Regions from separate parts of the Mus musculus genome. Here all the other regions are linked to region 2. Evidence: chromatin loops called from intact Hi-C (ENCODE). Cell type or tissue: left cerebral cortex. All regions are shown on one strand.

Region 1 (5,000 bases), 300 kb before region 2:
ATATGCTTTCAGGGCTATGGGTCTGATGGTCTAAAGTTGTTATCCCATGAAGAGAGTGTGTCATTCGGTGAGTCTGTACTGAAGTTGACATTTGATCCTGGTACAGTAGAAGATGGCTTGCTCACTGTAGAGTGCAAGCTGGACCACCCTTTCTATGTTAAAAATAAAGGTAGGGCTTCAATTGAATTTATACCAACTTTACTATTATTTTCATATTTGTGCGTGTTTCACCTGCATGGATATCCGATACTTTGGTACTTCAGTTAACAACTGGTTGTGAGTTGCCAAGTGAACCCCAGATTTCTAGAAGACCAGCCAGTGCTTTTTTGTTTTGTTTTTGTTTTTCGAGACAGGGTCAGCCAGTGCTCTTAACTGCTGAGCCATCTTTAGCTCCGAGTTGATAAAAACTTTAAAGAAAACTTCTTACATTTTGTGGCTTTAAGAAAAATAATGAAAATTTATTTCAAACCAAATAAAATTCAACAGATGTTTACAGTTATATTTAATAGTGTTTAAGTACCTTAGCCATGATCAGAAAAAATGTTGCCATGTGCATGAGAAATGTCATTCATGTAGCATACTGTAAGCTCTCAGGTATAATGTGAGAAGTGGTGGGCTTGGTAGTCATTATTTTTGTTTGTATTTACCTATTAAGCCAGAGTTGCTCTTTAGAGCTTTACTACAGAAATACCGTGTAAAGCATAATTTATTAATTTGTAGGCTATTTCATAGTTTATTACTTCAGTGTTTTTGCAGATGTTTAAAAGTGGTCAGTATCTGATAGAGGTTTATAAATAAAATACTGAATTAAACTAGTTGTGGGGGTTTTTACATAGCTGAAACAGAAGTGTTAATCCTAGCAATGGTTTTATTTGAAAGTGAGAGACGTGGTGTGTCAGACCTAAGTAGACTTGTTCTTTTTTCCTCATGTTCATCTGTTGTCTAACTCTAGGTTGGTCGTCATTTTATCCAAGCTTGACTGTGGTACAGCATGGCATTCCATGTTGTGAAATTCATATTGGTGACGTATGTCTACCTCCTGGACACCCTGATGCCATTAATTTCGATGATTCAGGTGTTTTTGATACATTTAAAAGGTAAAGATGCATTTTTTTTCTGTTAAAGTTTCTTCCCTAGTGATAGCTGAGTTATAACTGAAGTCCAACTAAAGCTAAGGTTTAAGGGGTTGGGCACTGGCCCCCTTTCTATCCGAGTATGCCCATCCCCTGTAGTGGCCTGCCTGTGATTCCAGCAGTGGGAACAAGGAGGCAAGGGCTCTGCCAAGCAAGCTGGTTAGCTTGTCAGTCCAGTTAGAGATGATAGAGAGCAGTTGAGAAAGACTCATTTTGCTGGCTCATAAAATAAATTGTTGTAAATGAGTATAAAATTATGTAAATAGCTCTGTAACTGAATTGTTCACAGGCCATATCAATATTGCTAAACTGGATTGTACTAGGTGGACTCATGAGACAAATGCATCTATGTTCATGTCACAGTTTATGATGGCAAAAGGATACGAAGCAGTCAAAGAAGGGAAAACCCCAGAAGAAATAACAAGCCCTATTTTTTTGAGTCTTCTCTCAGCATATCTTAAGCTTCCAGGAATAAATAATACAAATGTATGAAATGTTTTTGTCAGAGAAGTTTGTTAGACTCTCATGACACAGGATTTTTTTATTGATAGCCTGGCCAAATAAGATTCTCTTCCTGGCATATACCAAAATTCCAGTTTTAAAATGACATCATGTGCTCATGGTTCAGGCTCACTATGAAATTCAAGGCTTGCCTGACAAGCCTTGGGCCTGGTAGGGGCATAAGCTCTAGAGCTGGACTATCTGCCTTCTCGTCCTCCTGGCTGCACTGAAGGCTGGCTGTGGAAGCTTAGGTACAGTGTAGTAAAGTTACTTTTCTGTAGTTTTTAAATTCATTGTACAAAGATAGTGTCTTTAGTAGTGATTCATGTAAGAAGACTAAATGAGTTAATCCATGTGACTTTATTAACAGGCTCTACATTATTGTAGAGTGTGTTTCAGAGTAGTGATGAAGCAGGTGGAAGATGGCTCACTGATGAAGAGCACTTCCAGAGGACCCAGGTGCTGGTCTAAGTACCCATACCAGGCAGCTCAGAGCGGTCTGTAACTCAAGCCCCAAATTGCCTCTGGCCTCCATAGGCATCTGTTTGTAGACATGCCAAATACACAGTTAAAAGTAATAAACTAAATCTTTAAAAGGGGAGAGTATACCTAAACATGGAAGGTGTTTGAAGACCAACATGTACTAGGATTAAAGGTGCTGACAGCGGGTACGGCGAGGCATGTAAGCTGTCTGAGAATATAGTCACTGCTTCAGTGCTTGTTCTGGGTATGGTTACTAAGTTTATGAAACCAAATTAATTTGTATTGAAATGACAGATTTCTCCACTAGATGGTAGAGTTTTCAAATTTTAGTAACTAGCTTACTCTATTCTACTGGTATTTTACTGGATTTTATATTAAACTTCATTTGGTAAGGGCTTCAGATAGTTTAAGGGTATGATATATATTAGCTTTGATTTTTGAGTTAATAATTAATATGGTGGTGGCTTGATTACTTTTGAATTTTTCCATTGGAATTATGAAGGTACTGGTTTATGGGTGAGGATCCTTGGCATTATATTTTGGCTGGCCTCTTTCTTCATATAGAGGACCAGATGGACTCCCCAACTCCAGGCTTGCTGAAGAGCAGGACTATGCCTAGTTTGTTTTGGTGCTTTGGTGCTTATGCAAATTGAACTTATATAACAGAATGTGGCCTTTACTGATATGGGTGGGTTAAGATACTAACTATACATAGGTGGACCTGAATATATTACAACTTTCTGTATCTATACAAATCTCACATTGCTATGTTGTTTAAGTTATCCCATTCCATAGCCAGTTTTGGAGACAAGGTCTCATCTTAGGGCAGGTTGGCCTTGAACCTTCTGTGGTGCTCAGGTTTGCCTCTATGTAGAGATCCATCTGCCTGAGTTTTCTAAATGCTAGGAGTACTGGGCTGAACAGGCTGCCCTCCTCTACTAGCTCTTGTTGTTCAGTTAGCTTTCAGGCCTGAACTATAGCCCACTCCATTTTAGTTTCCTAGGTCTATACTTCTAGGCAAGAAATGAGATGATCAAATTTGTTAAAAAGTGAATCTAGAAGAGTGAAGGAGCGAAGGACACGTATGGGGTCTGTAGACGTTAACTGCTATGAAGGAGATATGCTGGTTATGACTTCTTTTGTGGGGCGTAGAGGTTGGCTTTGTAAAGATGTTTTCAGTTGCATATATGAGGTTTCCTACTAAGTGTAGTGGCAGAAGCTGGTAAAGACACATCAGGTAAGGGGCAGTGAAGGTTTCAGTCAAATGCAAGATTTTTAAATTTCTGTCTTAGATACTTTATAACCTCAGTCTAATTTTGTTAATTCTCTAGCTATGACTTCACACCTATGGACTCTTCTGCGGTCTATGTTTTGAGTAGTATGGCTCGTCAGCGCCGTGCATCTCTGTCTTGTGGAGGAGGACCTGGTACTGGTCAAGAGTTTTCGGGATCTGAATTCAGTAAAAGCTGTGGTTCACCTGGATCATCACAGCTCTCTTCTAGTTCTTTGTATGCTAAAGCTGTCAAAAGCCACAGCTCAGGGACTGTGAGTGCCACTTCTCCTAATAAGTGCAAAAGACCAATGAATGCCTTCATGCTTTTTGCCAAAAAATACAGAGTTGAATATACTCAGATGTATCCAGGGAAAGATAACAGGTAAATAAAATAGTAATGACTGCAACTCTTGACTTGTCAGGGCAGTTCACAGTAACTGTGCCTGCAAAATAAACTCCTTCAGTGTCGTTTGTTGATTTCTTCCCATTTTCTTATGTTGACTTTACATATATAGTTTTTATAATATATAGATTGTACTATGAGCTGCTATGTGGGTGCCAGGATATGAACCTGGGTCCTCTGGAAGAGCAGAGCAGTCAGTGCTTTTAACTGCTGAGCCATTTCTCCAGCTCCTCAAAGAAGTAATTCTAATACTACCTACATTTTAGAAAGAAGCTTTGCATTCCAAGTGCATCTTTAAGAGTTGATGTGTTTGTACAGAATAGCCTTGTCCTAGTATTTGGTGATTTCTTTAGAACTGGAATTGAGGGTAGCTAGGGCTAAGTAGTGAGACCCTGTAATTTTTTTAATTCACATTGGAGTAGTCTCTGGTCAGGAATATATTATAGTTTAGCAGAAAACATACTTCTAAAATGTAAAAGCATTTTAAGAATGACTTACCCCCCCCCCCCAGGTCATCTTAGAGACTTCCTGACAGATGGGGCATGTGTTTCTCTTTTCATACCTGTCTGGTACTTGCTTATTAAATGTGTCCTCTGACATCTAGAAATGGTACTTGTGTTCTTGTATTATATTAAAAAGACTTTGTAAACACTGGAATGCCAATAGCTCTCTGGGTTTACTTTAATTCTGGAGGAAAGGTCTTTCTTAAGAGTAGCTGTCTCATTTCCACTTTTTTGTTTTTCTATTTTAGGATCTATTTATCAAAGATAACTCCCATATAACTCATAACTCTCACTTTCCATTGCATTTTTGTATTGTTTGTATATGAGTAACACATTAACGGGAAATGAGTCAAATGGACCTTTTTCCAAATCAAAAACCAGTTTGGGTTTTTTTTTCTTCTATAGAGGTAGATCTTTATTCCATGAATAAGGAAGTTTTTTCTTAGGGGCAGAATGTAGACATATAGAAAGCTATTAGGCCAGTTGGCATATACATTAATGAGGTTGAAACTTAAGCGAGGAAGGAGTCTAGACTGAATCATAGCGCACCTCACACTGCCCGCCATGTTTAACCTAAGAGAAAACATCAAGAATGCATCAGCACCCCATTTGAAACATTCTAACTCTGGGGGACTGAGACTGCTATGTGTCTATTCCTGTGGTTTAGATGGCAGATATGTCAGCTATTTTATGCTATCTTTAAT
Region 2 (5,000 bases):
GCTTACTTATTCTTTTAACATGTAATGTTCCCAATATAGTTGTATCCTATAGCAGTGTTTGTGTTAACAGTGACGGCAGTAAGAGCTGAGATGTAACCCCACGTGCAAATTCTTTTCAGAGACCTCTACTTGGGTGAAACAGGAATTCTTGACTGTGCCACCAAGAGAAAAAAGAAAAGTGGCAGGGGTGGGGGAGGAATTTCAGAGGCTTAGTAAGAAGCAGAATTGGAGTTTATTGTTTTCGAGCTGGAGTTTCATGTAGTCACAGAAGCTTCAGAAACACTCTCCAAAACAAGAAAACAAGAAACAAGAAAACGAGAAAACAAGAAAACGTGAGCAAGTGGTGAGGGAGACATTGCCATCCACCTTTGCCCTCCACCACCATATACATGTGCACTCGCAAAGAAGGTTCTAAAGAGCGTACCATAGATTTAAGCACAGACATTTTTTTGTTTTGTTTTTTTGTTTTTTGTTTTTTCGAGACAGGGTTTCTCTGTATAGCCCTGGCTGTCCTGGAACTCACTCTGTAGACCAGGCTGGCCTCGAACTCAGAAATTTGCCTGCCTCTGCCTCCCAAGTGCTGGGATTAAAGGCATGCGCCACCATTCCCGGCGCATAGACATTTCTAATAGACACTTAGCAGAAGGACACTACAAACCCAAATGAACATGGGCTGCTCAAAAGTCATGATTAAATTAAGCATCTGAGCAACTGCACAACAGCCTTACAGGGGATTTTTAACCTTTTGAAGTTACATTCTGAGATTTGCAAATATTCACATATGTTGAAAACCTGGAAGTATTTGGAGTTCCCTTTTAGATTCCTAGTTTTGTTAATAAAAGAATGCCAAAGCTTTTTTTAAAGGGCAATACTATTAATTTGGAATTAAAAACAAACAAAACAAAACAAAAAAAAAAGGTAGCCAAGGGGATGGAGAAGAGGAGGAAAAAGACAAAAGTTACATCTTTAGGCATAAAGGGTCCAATAACACTGCCTTGTTCAGAAATGAAGGTCTACCAGTACTTCCGGGAGGGGGCAGGTATTCAGAAATGAGAAAGCCCATTATCAGCAGAAAGCTTGCTTAGGCTTTTGGCCATCCACTAAAGAAAAACAGAGGCAGGTGTTAGGCTTTTCTGAATTAGAACCCAGAAAACCAAGCAAGCTTACTACTGCCACAGGGCAGAAGGAAGCTCCTTCAAGGAGTGCCATCTTGGGATGTGTAAGTGCTGCGTCGTATTAATGGAATAATTATCCCTCCCACCTCTTTAACACATCTCCAAGTGAATCCTTTTTCCTGGATAGTGAACTCCTGGCCAGCTTAATGGAGACAGTATGTAATGTAGTATGTAATGTTATCGGGATGCCAAGTCTCTACTTGGAGCAGGGATATTACAGGAATTGACCAGAAAGCCTAAGGAGAGGCAGTAGTTAGGTTTTTCTTTCTAGTGTTACCAGGGAAACCAGAGGTGGAATGCAAAGTTAACCAAGCATGAGAGCATCCACCCTCAAAGGTTTCTGGGGCCTATCTAGTTACCTAAGGGAATATGGTTAGGTAAAGGAGTAGACCCAGCAGTTCCCACAAGTTGCCTGGTCTTGCCTATGGGCACGGTAGGACCAGGAAAACAGCATGCAAAACACAAAACGCTCCACAGACCCCCCAGGCCTGGGCCATGACTTAAATTCAGTTTAGCTCCGGGCAGGGAGGCAGGTTACCACCCTAGGGCACCTGGCTGGGTCCCACCATAGACCCGGGCCCTGGCTCCCGTCATCCGGCATCAGCCGCATCGGGGATCAGCCCTCCGGGGATACCGAGCCCACGTGGAGGAGCCTCGGCCGCCTCACGCCGCGCACCAGGAAACAAGGGCCGCGGGAGGCGCGGTCGCGCCAGTGTGACCTCAGCCGGGCCCGGCGCGCTCCCGGCGGCGTGGGACGTGCGCGCGCAGGCGGGCGGCGGGGCACGCGGAGCGATCGGCGGCGGGTAAGCCTGACGGGCGGCGGGCGGCCCCGCTGCTGACCTCGCGTCCGGCGGCTCGGGCCGCGGCGTTCTGCGGCCCGAGCCACCTCGGGACCGGGGAAGAACCTGCGGGGCCGTCCGGCGCACTGCCTCGTCACCCGGAGTTAGGCGAACTCCCGGCAGGCCCCACGCCGCGTGTCTGGCCGTTCACCCATGTTTCTCTAAAATTGAAATCTTTCTCTGTATAGGTGTGAAGAAAAAACAAAACAAAACGATGACAATCCAATGGGCGGCGGTTGCCAGCTTTCTTTATGCTGAAATAGGACTCATTTTACTCTTCTGTCTGCCCTTTATTCCTCCACAGAGGTAGGAAACCGTCAGATCCTTAACAGTACCAAATGTTTGATTAGCTTCTTCAGGCTACGGCGTGCGATGCTCTTTGTAAGGTTAGAAAGTTTTGGGAGGGCCGGCGGGGTGGCTCAGTAGGTAAAGGGCCCTTGCAGCCAAGGGAGAGAATTTCAGTTCGATACCCAGAAACCACCTGGTGGAAGGGGAACCGACTCCACAAAGTTGTCTTCTGACCGCCACACTTCCACCCTGGGACGCCCAGAAACACCCATGCACGCACATAAACACATGATGAATACACATGCATACATACAACAAATGGATAATTAAATAAAAGATGGGAGCCAATTATATAAAAGGTAGTCTTTAAAAATGAAACTCAAATTTGCAATCTGGTAACTATTAAAATTCTACTTTATATAAAGCTTGATTCTGTGTACAAATAGATTTTCACCTCCTTTTTAAAAGAACCTAGGTTTTTTTGGGGGGTGGGTGTCTTGATTACAGGTATAATAAAGCCATGGTTATGCCTTGGACATCTTTCCTGTCTATATATCTATATTCTCTCTCTCCTCTCTCCTTCCTCCCCCTTCATCCTCTTCCCCCACCCCCCACCGCCTCTTCATTTCTCTCCTTCCTCTTCCCCCTCTTCCTCTCTCCCTCCCCTTCCCCTAAACTGCCCTGCATTTGAGCAGAGAAATAAAAGGATGGGTGCAAAACTGTTTACTTGGGACAATAAAATGGACTGGCTCAGGGTCCACGCAGTCTTTCAAAAACTTGAAACTCCTCATCTGCTTGGTTTGCAGCTCTTCTCTGTCCTGGTCTCCACACCATGCCCTTTCCTTCCCTCACAAGAAGCAGTAACTCATACTGTAGGAAGGGATGTACCAAGTTCTTCCCACCAACCATGGGTTCTATAGATCACATGCTTAAGGCCAGAAAGGCTCTGTTCCATAACCTAAGTCACCTAACTGGTCAGTGTCAGACTCCAGATGAGATCCTTAGCTTACAGTCACACAATGCTGTCCCTGTTCTTTCTACCTCAGATTTCAAGCAGACATATTTGGTACTACTTATGACAGTCTCACACATATTCAAGAAGTCATTTTTTTTATGCACAACAGATTTATAAATAAGGCTTAGAGCTTTGATAAAAAGAAGTCATCAGGAGGATTGATAGAGCAGTCTTTTTCTTCTTGCCATTTACAGTTTTGTACCCATCCTGATCTAGTAGCTGTTAGATGAAAGTGTGAATCGGTGCACATGACATATGAATATTGTCATGTAAGAACATGTGGTACACATGTACAGGAATCATCTGTGCCCCTCCATGTGTTTATCCACAGTGTGTATGTCAGTCATAATCTTTCAAAGTCTTCATTTAGTCTGTCTAGTCTTTTCTCCTGTAGTGAAGTGGTTGATGGTTCATGCATGCTCAGAATAACGGCTTTCATTTGACTTCCTGTTGTATGACTCAGAAATTTTTTCCCTTCTCTGGTCAGTTTTCCTGGTAATAGTGGTATAGACTTCATATGATATTGTGGTAATTAGACGAGATGGTGCATGTGTTCCAACCAATAATACATCAACTCAATAAATAATAGTTATTATCTGCTCTTAAATTCAGTCTACTGAAAACTCCTAGATGGCCCTTCTGGGAGGTTCTTATATTCCCTCTTTTATTGACTCTTGAAGAGGTGAACAAATTTACATTTGAACCTACAACAAGCTATTACCATTTATATTCTTTTTTTTTTTAAATGTTTGTAGTGTTAAATTTAAATAGTGCCTATAGAAAATGCTTTGAGTTTGGTCAACAAGGCAAAAAGCACTGATTCACCTGTGTCTGTCTCCTCCCCTTCAGCTGGAGGTTACTACTGATCATTCCTTTCAGAGTGTATTAATAATTTGTCATATCTTAAAGTGACAATTGTCAGTTGTGTTTGTGAAGTGTAGTCACACACTAATCACCTTGATACCTCCTTTTGACCCAATGTATTATGAGTTTAAAATGCTAAGGTGCAGCGTTTGAGACCTTTCCAGTTACAGGACGGATGGCTCAGCCACTTGTAACTCATCGTTTCTGTGGCTTGGCTTGTGCCGCTCACTCTGTCTAGACTGTTCATCTCATTTCCTCTGTGTTCAGACCTTGGCCTAGGTAATGAGTAAATTATATGAGCATTTACATGTGTAAATGTTTATTCGTAAAAGCTTGTTTTTTTTTCATTTTGCATATATGCCATATCTCAGTCATTTTAGATTCCTTTTTGGGTTAAAGAGAGAAATTACTTTTTTTTACATTACTTAGTGTAGATGGGAGAAGCACATCACATAAAAATCAACCTGCAGAAGCCAGACATGGCCGCGCATGCGTCTATCTGCAGCACTTTGCAGGCTGAAGCAAGAGGACTGCAACTTCAGACACAGCTCTGGCAAGTTCCATGCCAGCAGAGGCTGCCCAGCAAGGCACTGTGTCTAATAAACAGAGAATTAGGTGTTCCTAATTGTTAGATCAAAAGACTTCCGACATTTCTGAGACAGTTTTAGGGAAAAAGAAATAGCTTTCATCCAAGATGTGACAGATTAAGAATTTTCTGTTGGGCTGGTCAGATTGGTAAATTGCCTGCCATACGAGATGGAGAACCTCAGTTTGATTCCTAAAATCCGTGGGGAAAAGTCAGGTGTGCTGGCTGCAGAG
Region 3 (5,000 bases), 260 kb after region 2:
ATACACAAACGGCTTGTGAGCCTCAACCCAGACACCTGCCCCCACTGTGTCGACTCTTCTAGTCTTTCCTAAGTCTAAGGATCCCGAGCCAGGAAGCTGAGAACATGCTCAGTTTTCTCTTATTTACTCCCTAGTGCCTCAAGCACTGACCTTTACCTTGCGTGGTCGAATGGTCGAATGGTCGCACAGTCTCTTCTCCGATTTCATAGATGTTAATATAGTTCAAACACTCAACACTCTGATTTAGGTACTTCAAGAATTCATCCTTTTAAGATAAGAGAAACTCTGAAAAGCAATCCTCTTGAGGGAAAGAGATAAGGAAATACTCTTTCTTGTTGATCCCAAGCCAGAGAAACAGGCAGAGCGAACATTCCAGGGCTACCCAAGACAATCAAACAACCACAGGATGCCCGCTTCTTTCTTTGAGCAAACCTTAGCTGATCTATTTATCACCAAATAGCATGTTAATGTATCCTTGCCACTTAGCTTTCATCCATTTGAACAGTAATTTCCTTATTTATGCATGTGTGTATGCAGGCGCATGTGTGTGGGGGGGTGTATAGGGAAGCCAGAGGTTGGTGTCAAATGTCTTCTTCAGGAAGGGACGGGAATCTCTCGCTGAACCTACAACTCGTTTGTTTTGCTTATTTTGGCGGGACAGGGAGCTCCCTCTACCTCCCTATGCTGGGATTACGGTGTGTGCTGCGGTAGTGAGGTTTATTTACAAGGATGCTGGAGATTGAAACTGAGGTCCCCACGCCTGCCGGGCAAGCCCTTTACCAGCTAAGCCTTTTCCCAGCCTTGCTGCCTCTGTTTTTAACTATTTGTTTCCCAGCCTCGCTTCCTCTGTTTTTAACTATTTCTTTCCCAGCCTCGCTTCCTCTGTTTTTAACTATTTCTTTCCTAGCCTCGCTCCCTCTGTTTTTAACTATTTGTTTCCCAGCCTCGCTTCCTGTTTTTAACTATTTGTTTCCCAGCCTCGCTCCCTCTGTTTTTAACTATTTGTTTGCCACTCCATCAATGCCAAGGTGTACTAGTCAGAAGTCTTTTTGTTGCAGCTAATAGAGATTCCACGCCCACCCCCACCCCCCAATTTTTTTGTGTGCAAAACAATATATGTTAGCTAGTTAGACCTGAAGCATGCAGGGGTAGAGCCAAGCACAAGCATGGCTTCCTTGAGGACTCTGAGTCATTCCGAAGCTGCTTCTTTATTTTGATTGGCTCTAAATTCCTTTTTATTTGATCTATTCTAATGTACTTGGAGTAAAACAGTGCAATGTCTTATCTCTGTGTCCACTTGAGCATCTAAAGTCTTCATCTCTTTCTCCTCCTCCTCCTTCTCCTCTCCCTCCTCCTCCTCCTCTTCCTTCTCCTCCCCCCTCCTTCCTGTGATGTAAGTCTGTGAACTAACGACTGTGGCCACGCTTGAGTATCAAGCCCTACCCATGTAAGGGTCCATGACTCACCAAAGAATCATACCCCAGACTCAAATAGTATGCAAAAGCAGAGAGTGTTTTATTCTGCAGACATCTGCATGCTGGGGTCTACCATCTACCATGATGGAGGTGCCCCAGTAAGCTTCCAGTCCAGACTTAAAGCATATTAGGGGAATTCTGGGGAGGGGTAGGTGACCTCTATCTTAATCGTTGGCTCTATCTCTAGAGACATTCCAGAACCCATTGCTGGGGTGGGGGTGGGGGACTGGAAACTGTTGCTGAGGAAGTCTGGAAACTGCGGCTGACCCTTTGTCCTTGCCTCAGGCCAGGGGGCAGGGCCTGGACTTGCCCAGACTTGCCCAGTTCGTAGTAACAAAGATTTAGGCCTAGTCTCCTGAACTGCCAATTTGAAGCCTGTCAAGAAGTCAGCCTACCTCATCCGTAGTTTTCAGAGCAGAGATGTCCAATACAGATAAATTGATAGCCACTGACGTGCAGACAGATAAAGGCAACATATATAAATTATATTCTAACAGTCATGTGTTTTTTTAAAAAGTAAAAAAGGAACGGGGTCTTGGGTGTGTTTTCACACATGTAATCACTACACAGCGTTTGGGAGGCTTAGGCAGGAGGATTATGAGAAGGCTACACAGCAAGATGTGTGTGTGTGTGTGTGTGCATGTGTGCAAGAGAGAGATTGATTTTTTTTTAACCAATTAAATACAATGTTATTATTTTAACATGTAATCAACATTTCTGAGACAGCAAAACCTATCATTTTAACTGAGTTTTCAACCACAATCCACTGGAGGGTGGGATGAGACATCCTTTGAGAAACAGTATCCTTGAGACACCTTTACTCCTCTGTGCTTCCAAACTCACCTTTGGAGTGGTCAGAGGAGAAAGGCCTGATGACCGGTGTGAGCTGTCAGGAATGAAGGCGGGATTGATACTGGGCGGAGCCAGGGTTACACAGATGCTGCTGTTACTGCTGCACTGCTGCCCTCTGCTGGTTATATTATATCACAACCATATAAACAAAAAGGACGCTGGGCGTTTGTGAGCCCTTGACGTTTCTGGCAGTCTTCTTTCACAGGCTCTTGAAGTGACTTTCTTTTTGGAATTTTGATGCATTACAGAGCCTAGGAAATTTTCATGGGGTTACTGTGGATCATCTTACCGATGTCCCTCACAGGGTTTTCTCCACCTTTCATGGCAGTCAGCTACACACTGCAAGTATTCATGTTTCTGTTTCTGTGTATTTTCCACTTCTTTAAAAGAACACAAATGGAGAAGATTCTCTTACATCCCAAGCTTTCTTCAGCCATTAAGTACTGGATGGCACTCTCACCTCTGTGGCTTGTGAAGACACTGCTTGGTATATTTGAAGAACATTGTAATGTTATTATAAAACAAATCTTAAAATTTACACAATGCCTTATTAAATTCATTTTTTTAATGTCTGGTTCAAAACTCTCCTCTTTGTAGTTGTATCCTGAACTACTTATGGACGAAGGGTTTGATGACTGGAATTTCACCCAAAAGTGACAAGTTGAAGAAATACTGGCCACAATGTAGTCATTGTTGACACTGGACAAGAGGTGCAGGGGGACCATTATGCTAGTTTGTCTCTTTGAAGTATATTTTAAATTACTCTCCAAAGAGTAAAAAGAGCAACAAAATTGCAAATTCTTCCCAACATTCTGTGTAGTACTGTACACACCGTGGCTACTACATGCTACTCTGTTACTTACTACTGTGGGTTAGAACTTCATTGTTTCCGGGCAGGTTATAATTGCCTTCTTAAAAGACAAACTCAAAGGACAAAAAAAAAAAAAAAAAAAAAAAAAAAAAAAAAAAAGGCATGCTGGCTCACACCTGTGATCCCAGCATTTGAAAGACAGAGGCAAGTAGACTACTCAGATCTGAGGCCAGCCTGTTCTATGTAGTAAACAGACCAGCTATGGCTACATAGTAAGCCTCCATCTCTAAATAAATAAATAAACCAACCAACCTACAAAACGAAGCAAAAAGATAAGCTAAAAAATGAATTGGCAGGGCTGGAGAGATATTTCAGAGGCTCAGAGTACTTATTGCTCTTGTTTAAGTCCCAGCACCCATAGGGTGGCTTACAACCATTCATAACTCCAGTTGCAGGGAGTCTAACAGGCACGGTGCACATATATACACATGCAGGGAAGACATCTACTCATATAAAGTATGATGAGTACACCTTTAAAAATTAAAAAATAAATAATTGGCTAGTGCACTTACAGAAAATAATTAAATAGGAATATATTTAGTTAGACATTCTAAGGAAATTCCTTCAGAGACATAGACATCAAAGGGACTGGGTGAAATGGAACACTTGGTGAAGTCCTTGCTGAGCAAGCATGAGGAACTGAATTTGGGTCTTAACACCCACATAAAGGTCTGGGCATCGTGGCAGTCACCTGCAATCCAAACCCCCACTTTCATTAAGACCGGTCATTCAGAAGTTCTACATTAGAAAACCCACTTAATAGCCCCAAGAATAGTGGTGTTTCTACAGTAGTTATAGCTCTGACATTGCCTCCATTTAATCTAGTTACATCCAGTTACATCCAGTTACATCTAGTTACCTTTCAAACATGCTCCTTTGTTCCTCTTTAAACCCTGTCATGTCAAGAACATAATAACTTTTCTCCTTTAGAAATGATCACCATCACCATCATCACCGCCACCATCATTTGTATGAGCATTTTGCATGCATCCATGTATGGGTACCAAGCGCATGGCATGTCCACAGAGATCAGAATGTCAGATCCTCTGGAACTAGAGTTACAGACAGTCGTTGTCTGCCATGCTGGTGCTGGAAATGGGATGCTTTGCAGGAGCAGCAAGTACTCTCAATCACTGAGCCGTCTCTTCCAGCCTCCTATAGTTTTTCTGAGACTTCCATTTTTCTACATTATCTCTAGTTCCATTAATCCTGTGCATAACAATGATCTTCCAGTCTCAACATCCATTTATTTACTTATGTGACCCTAATGTTTTGATCAATTTAACTTCATTTTTCCTTGCAGTGTCTCGGTGGCTAGGGAGAACCACTTCACTGGAACATCAGATGAAGCATAGTGAATGGGGAAAATCACACACATTTTCAAGGTATTTACCCTCAAGTGCCTTTTCCACTTGGAGAGCTTTAATTCTGCCAGGACAAAGACTGTGAAGAGGCAATCCTTCTTAAGCTGGCAGGAAATGGCATGAGAGACACACTTCAGTTCCCCAGCTCCTCTTATCTCCGCTTTGCTGAGGGGGTAGTCAGATTGGCTCTTTCAATTGATTGAGCCGACCAACAGTGTAATTGTGTTGCTTCAAATTCCACAAAAAAAAAAAAAAAAAAAAAAAAAAAAAAATGGCCGTGCTTGGAAGCTGAAACCCTGGCTATGATGTTGGCATTAATCACTTATCAGGCTCAAGAGCTTCAAATAGCAGCTTAATCTTATAAAAGCAGAAGTCTCCTACTTTATTACCAGAAGTGATGGGCTGATGGTGTCGGCACCAGGGTCACTGTGCGGGCCA

The links. A loop is a pair of places that touch in the nucleus more often than their neighbours do. Peaks named below come from ENCODE experiments on the same cell type or tissue, not always from the same donor. Only the 100,000 strongest peaks of a DNase experiment are listed, where the experiment ranks them.
Region 1: it touches region 2 in a loop (2.8-fold over the local background); 6 of 42 quality-filtered maps call a loop at or near these places.
Region 3: it touches region 2 in a loop (2.2-fold over the local background); 2 of 42 quality-filtered maps call a loop at or near these places.

The regions. Positions count from the first base shown.
Region 1 is chr12:31,929,454-31,934,453 of GRCm38, reverse strand. All of the region lies in intron 22 of Cog5 (component of oligomeric golgi complex 5), which reads right to left. Hbp1 (high mobility group box transcription factor 1) reads left to right here. Exons shown (of 11, transcript NM_153198.3): 7 at 13-169; 8 at 953-1,097; 9 at 3,449-3,772. Among named protein-coding and RNA genes, the nearest start is that of Hbp1, 18 kb to the left of the region's middle. In left cerebral cortex, a CTCF peak has its summit at 2,422 (motif pointing right); no DNase peak of the experiment used is centred here.
Region 2 is chr12:31,631,583-31,636,582 of GRCm38, reverse strand. Bcap29 (B cell receptor associated protein 29) reads left to right here and starts at 1,925. Exons shown (of 8, transcript NM_001164090.1): 1 at 1,925-1,978; 2 at 2,203-2,320. The coding sequence starts at 2,229. In left cerebral cortex, no CTCF peak of the experiment used is centred here; DNase peaks (open chromatin) are centred at 1,583, 1,910 and 2,164; H3K4me3 peaks cover 1,482 bases; H3K27ac peaks cover 1,144 bases.
Region 3 is chr12:31,372,208-31,377,207 of GRCm38, reverse strand. No RefSeq gene overlaps it. Among named protein-coding and RNA genes, the nearest start is that of Dld, 23 kb to the right of the region's middle. In left cerebral cortex, CTCF peaks have their summits at 659 and 2,449 (motif pointing left); DNase peaks (open chromatin) are centred at 647 and 2,431; H3K4me3 peaks cover 220 bases.